2 separate regions of the Homo sapiens genome follow, and region 2 is linked to region 1. A link is a loop called in an ENCODE intact Hi-C map of the cell type or tissue named here. Cell type or tissue: Caco-2. All regions are shown on one strand. Each heading gives the region's core, and the rest is flanking DNA. Links, peaks and the distances in the headings are about the cores only. Region 1 has its middle 130 kb from the start of LINC02112. Region 2 holds the start of LINC02112 (long intergenic non-protein coding RNA 2112).

What was found. A loop is a pair of places that touch in the nucleus more often than their neighbours do. Peaks named below come from ENCODE experiments on the same cell type or tissue, not always from the same donor. Only the 100,000 strongest peaks of a DNase experiment are listed, where the experiment ranks them.
Region 2: a loop joins it to region 1, with 2.1 times the contacts of the local background. A loop is called at or near these places in 8 of 110 quality-filtered maps.

Annotation. Positions count from the first base shown.
Region 1 is chr5:10,029,256-10,032,168 of GRCh38, forward strand. No RefSeq gene overlaps it. Among named protein-coding and RNA genes, the nearest start is that of LINC02112, 130 kb to the left of the region's middle. In Caco-2, for the core only: no CTCF peak of the experiment used is centred there; a DNase peak (open chromatin) is centred at 1,416.
Region 2 is chr5:9,903,481-9,906,393 of GRCh38, forward strand. It overlaps LINC02112 (long intergenic non-protein coding RNA 2112), which reads right to left and starts at 344. Exons shown (of 13, transcript NR_027112.2): 1 at 45-344. It also overlaps a transcript of TAS2R1 not described here. In Caco-2, for the core only: no CTCF peak of the experiment used is centred there; no DNase peak of the experiment used is centred there.

The DNA.
Region 1 (2,913 bases), core at 99-2,598:
ATTTTCTAGATCCTGTAGGTGTGCTTTATATTTTTTTCCTTTTGTCTCTTCTGTGTATTTTCAAATAGTTCACTATTTGCAAATAATAGAATTAGTCTTTAAGCTCACTGATTCTTTCTTCTGCTTAGTCAATTCTGCTATTAAAGGACTCTGATATATTCTTCAACATGTCAACTGCATTTTTCAGCTCCAGAATTTCTGCTTGATTCTTTTTAATTATTTCAATCTCTTTGGTAAATGTATCTGATAATTTCTAAATTTCTTCTGTTATCTTGAATTTGAGTTTCCTCAAAACAGCTATTTTGAATTCTCTGTCTGAAAGGTCACATATCTTTGTTTCTCCAGGATTGTTCCCTGGTGATTTATTTAGTTTATTTGGTGAGGTCATGTTTTTCTGGGTTGCCTTGATACTTGATGTTCATCTGTGTCTGGGCATTAAAGAGTTAGGTATTAATTGTAATCGTCACAGTCTGGGCTTGTTTTCACCTGTCATTCTTGGTAAGACTTTTCAGATAGTCTAAAGGACTTGGGTGTTATGATCTAAGCTATATCTGCTTTAGGGGGTACCTCAAGCCCAGTAACACTGTGGTTCTTGCAGACCCATTGAGGTACCACCTTGATGGTCTTGAACAAGATCCGGTAGAATCTGCCTGGATTACCAGGCAAAGACTTGTTCTTTTCTCTTAGTTTCTCCCAAACAAACAGAGGCTTTCTCTCTGTTCTGAGCCACGTGAAGCTTGGCATAGAGTGACACTAGCACCCCTGTGGCCACCACCATTAGGACTGCACTGAGTTTTGCCCAAGACCTGTAACCACTCCCTGGCTACTGCCTAGGTTCTGCCAAGGCCCTGGGGCTCTGCAATCAGCAGGTGCCAAAGTCACCCAGGCCTGTGTCCTTCTTTTCAGGATGGCAAGTTCCCCTCAAGCTCCAGACAGGTCCAGAGGGGCTATCCAGGAGCCAGGGACCAGAGTCAAAAACCTTAGAAATCTATCAAGCGTTCTATTGTGCTGCAGCTGAGCTGGCACTCAAACCACAAGATGCAGTCCTTCCTACTCTTTCCTCCTCTTTCCAAAAGCAGAGGAGCCTTGCCCCACTGTGGTGGCCATTGCCACCCCTGGCAACAAGGAGTACTGCCAGACTACTGCCAATGTTCCCATAAGGCCCCAAGGCTCTTTAGTCAGCCCGTGGTGAATGCTGCCTAGCCTGGGACTCACCTTTCAGGGCACTGGGCTTCCCTCTGACCCAGAGCAGGTCCAGAAATGCCATCCAATAGTCAAGTCCTAGAATCAGGGAGTCCAAGAGCCTGCTTGCTGCTCTAAGCACCTGTGGCTGAGCTGGTACCTAAGGTGCAAGACAAAGTCCCCTTTACTTTTCCCTCTGCTTTTCTCAAGCAGAAGGAGTCTTGCCCTATAGCTCCCCCAACTGGTAATGTACTGAGTCTCACCTGAAGCCAGCAAGTCCAAGGCTCACCCAAGGCCCTCAACATAGTACCTGGGTATGGCTGTTGGTTATCCAGGGCCCAAAGGCTCTTCAGTTAGCAGGTGATGAATACTGCAAGGACTGAGTTCTTCTCTTCAAGGCAGTGGGTTCCCTCCTGGCCCAGAGTGTGTCTAGAAATGTTGTCCAGTAGCTAGGGCCTGGAAAAGGGGCCTCATGACTCTGCCTGGTACCCTATTCTGCTCTAGCTGAGCTGGTATCCAAGATGCAAGACAAAGTCCTCCCCACTCTTCCCTCTCCTCCCCTCAAGCAAAATGAAGGGGTCTCTTTTCGAGTGGGTGAGCTGTGCAGCCAGCAGTTAGGGGAGGGGTGATGCCAGCACTTCCTTAGCCACCCCAGCTGTTGTCTCAGTAGCTTATGTGTCCCCCCAGGCCACTGGCTCTGGGCCCAGGACTCACCTAGAAGTTGCAGTCCCTGTGGCCTACACTGCCTTTCAAGCTTATCTGGGGCCCCAGAGTATTTTAGCTCATGGTGGTGTGGCTTGCAAGAACCCAAGTTCTGACTGCTGGGATCAGTGATTCCTCTGTGGCTAGGGCTGGTTTAAATGTTCCATCAGTGGGCAGATGTCAGCTGAGTTTGTTCCGGTTTTCCTCTTTGCTGTAACAGGACAGCACTAAGTCCAATGCCTCACAATTGCTGCACCCTCCCTCCCCCAGTGCACAGAAATGCTTTCCACACCTCACCTCACTGCTAGATGGTGGGGGATGGGGGATGTCAGCAATTCAAGACTGTTTTTTCTGTCTCTTCAGTGCCTCTTTCAGCAATATGAAGTTAAAACAAGGTACTGTGAGTGCTTACCTGATTTTTGGTTCTTATGAGGTTTTTTTTTTTGTGCGTAGATAGTTGTTAAATTGTTGTCCTTGTGGGAGGGAATGATCCATGGAGTCTTCTATTCTGCTATATTATTCCACCCCTCTCCCCACTAAGTATTCTGAATATCAGGTGTATCCTATCATTCACAGGGAAAGAGAACCATGGAGGCCCACGTGCTTTTATGTCTAAATAGGTACACGTTATTCATGAATCAGGCAAACTCCTAAATAATCTTTTCTTATACTACTTTGGCAAATATAGCTTCAAATGACTCAGAAGGCCAAACTTCAAGTTTAAGGATTCTTTAAGCTCTCAAAATTGCTCATGTGCCAGCCTATGTATGACCACTCCCGCCTCTCATCCAAGCTTCAATCACTGCTTCTATCTATAAACAGCCAAACTTGAGCCACCCTCAGGGCTGGGGGACACATGCACCAGAGGTACAGGTACCCTCTACAGGACAAATCTGAGAAAGACATCTATACAGGGCTTGGAAGAAAATCTGTGTGGACAGGGAATACCAGGGCCTTGGATACCTAGAATGAGATCAAGAAAGTCAGGTAGGGGGTAAAGGTGAGAACCGCCTTTTTGTTCACAGACTG
Region 2 (2,913 bases), core at 216-2,715, 130 kb before region 1:
CCCTTTCCCCCAAGTCCCCAAAGTCCATTGTATCATTTTTATACCTTTGTGTTCTCATAGCTTAGCTCCTACTGATGAGTGAGAACAGATGATGTTTGGTTTTCCATTTCCGAGTTACTTCACTTAGAATACTGGTCTAGCCACCCAACAGACCTACCAGGCTCTGGGCTGGTACTGGAGAATGTCTGCAAGGAGTCCTGTGATGTGATCCATCTTCAGGTCTCTCAGCTGTGGATACCAGCACCTGCTCTGGTGGAGGGGAGTTAAGTGGACTCTGCAAGGGTCATTGGTTATATTTTTGTTAAGTGTGCTGGTTTTGTGTTGTTTGGCCTCCAGCCAGACTCTCCTTGGGTGAGGCTTGCTGCAGCTGCCATGACAGATGGGAGTATGGTTCCTAGGCCAACAGAGTTGTGTTCCCAAGGGGATTATGGCTGCCTCTGTTGTGTCACACAAGTTGCCAGGGAAGTGGAGGAAAGCCAGGAACCACAGGCCTCACTCAGTTCCTGTGCAGCCCAGAGCTAGAGAGACCAGTCTCACTCTCACCATGCTCCACAAACAGCACTGAGTTTACTTCCAGGCAGCAAGTGAGCAGGCCTGAGAACCTGCCCCAGGCTACAAGCCTCCCAGCTGATAAAGCAAGCAGACTCACAGTTCCTCAGCTGTCCCACAGAACCTGCAATGGCAATCCACCTCCTTCAAAGGGTCTGTGGATTCTTTTGGCTTTTCTGGTACATTCTTGCAGTAGTTCCTGGAGCAAAAGTTCATTATGTGGGTCTCCACATCCTGCTCTGTCCATCTGAGTGGTAACTGCAAGTTAGTCCTGCCTCCTAGCCACCACTTTCCCCCAGAAAATATCCCTGTTGCTCTTTTTAACAAGCTCTGACTGCAAGATAAAGTATTTTACCAAAGCCTGATCTTCTGGGGATGTATCAGAGCCTAATTGACCTGATGGAAGGAAAATACCCCCAATCAAGCTAGCTCTAGCCTTACATATAGGAGAAAGGACACCCAAATCCAGCCCCCGACATCCATCCTGTCTCATCTAAGGCTTGAGACCTACCCATAGGACTATGAAACACTGTCCTACATCTTACCACCCACCACACACTAAAGGCCTATTTACAAGACTTCCTTTTGCCCAGTACATCACATCCACATTTCACCAAACATGACAAGGCACACTAAACGGCAAAAAATACAGTCTGAAGAGACAGAGTAAGCATTGAAAACAGACCCAGATATGGCAGGGATGTTGAAACTATTAGACCATGAATTTAAAAAGACTATAATTAACATGCTTAAAGCCCTAATAGCAAAAGTAGATAGCATGTAAGAACAGATAAATAATGTAAGCAGATATCTAGAAATTCCAAGAAAGAATAAAAAAGAACACTAGAGAACAAAAACACTGTAACAGAAAGGAAAAATGCCTTTGATGGCTCATTAGTAGACCGAATACAGCTGAGGAGAAAAATCACTGAGCTTGACTACATTAAAACAGAAACTTCAAAAACTGAAAAGCAAAGAGAAAAAAGACAGCAAAAGAAACAGAACATAATATCCAAGAACTGTGGAACAACTATGAAAGGTGTACATGTAATGGTAATAACAAAAGGAGAAGAAATAGAGAACACAAAAGAAAAAAGTATTTGAAACAATAATGGCTTAGAATTTCCCCCAAATTAATGTTAGACATCAAACCACAAATCTTGTAAGCTCAGGGAACACCAGACAGGAAAAATACCAAAAAATTCCTGCACCTAAGCATGTCATATGTAAATGGCAGAAAATCAAGACACAGAAATATCTTGAAAGAAGCCAGAGGTGCAGGAAAAACCTTATGTATAGAGAAGCAAATATGAAAAGTTACATCCAATTTCTCTTCAGAAGCCATATAGGTAAGAAAAGGGTAAAATGAAATATTTAACATGTTGGGAGAAAAAGAAATGAACCTAGAACTTTGTACTCTGCGAAATTATTCTTCAAAAAATGAAAGAGAAATCAACACTTTCTCAGACAAACAAACATTGAGGGAATTTGCTACCAGTAGACATGCCTCAAAAGAAATGTTAAAAGTTCTTCAGAGAGAAAAAACTAAAGATATGTCAGAAACTTTCATCTACATTAAGAAAGGAAGAGTATTAAAAAAGAAATAAAATAAAAGCATGTGAAATGTATTCAGGAGCTTATAGAATTTACTGAACCTGGTCAGTTTTCCACAGGATGAGCAGTGAATTGTACTGCATCTTAACAGTATGTATTAGGATTCTTGCAGTGGCATGCAGGAAGATATATTTTACCAGATATTATTCTTCCAAGATACTGAGCCCCAGGGGGGAGGAAACTTGTGGAAGCTGGCCAAACAGATTAAGAGAAAAAAACTGCTGTAGTCTCCATATCATGAGGAATTGCTGTAGCCTGCTACATGGTAGTCCTATGATCCTAAATTGGCCCAGATTCTTGTCTAGATTCAGGCGTTAGGTCAAGAGCTCTCCAAAGTGCTGCACTTACTGTTCCACCCTCTGCTGAAAGACCAGGAATATAGCACAGGTTGACAGCCAAAACAGGGATTTAAAGAATGTGAGAAGGCCTGGAAGAAACTAATGAAGAACAATGGGGAGGAGTTGGAGTTCCAAGGTACCAAACCACAGATTTATCCCCCAGACAGGAGAGACTTGTGGACCCCATCTTGGCTGTTTCTTCTTTCTTCGTTTTGTATTTCAGAAATGTATCCTTTAGTTTTGATGATTTGGTTCAGACTGAGATTGCAATGTGATTTCTGTTCTCCAACATAATTCTGTTTCTTTATCTCAGTTGGAGAATCAAATAGCATATTAATATGATACATTACACTAGATTTCACCTAGAGTGGGTAATAAAATCTATTTTCCAACCTTTTCAGTCTGAGCTCAA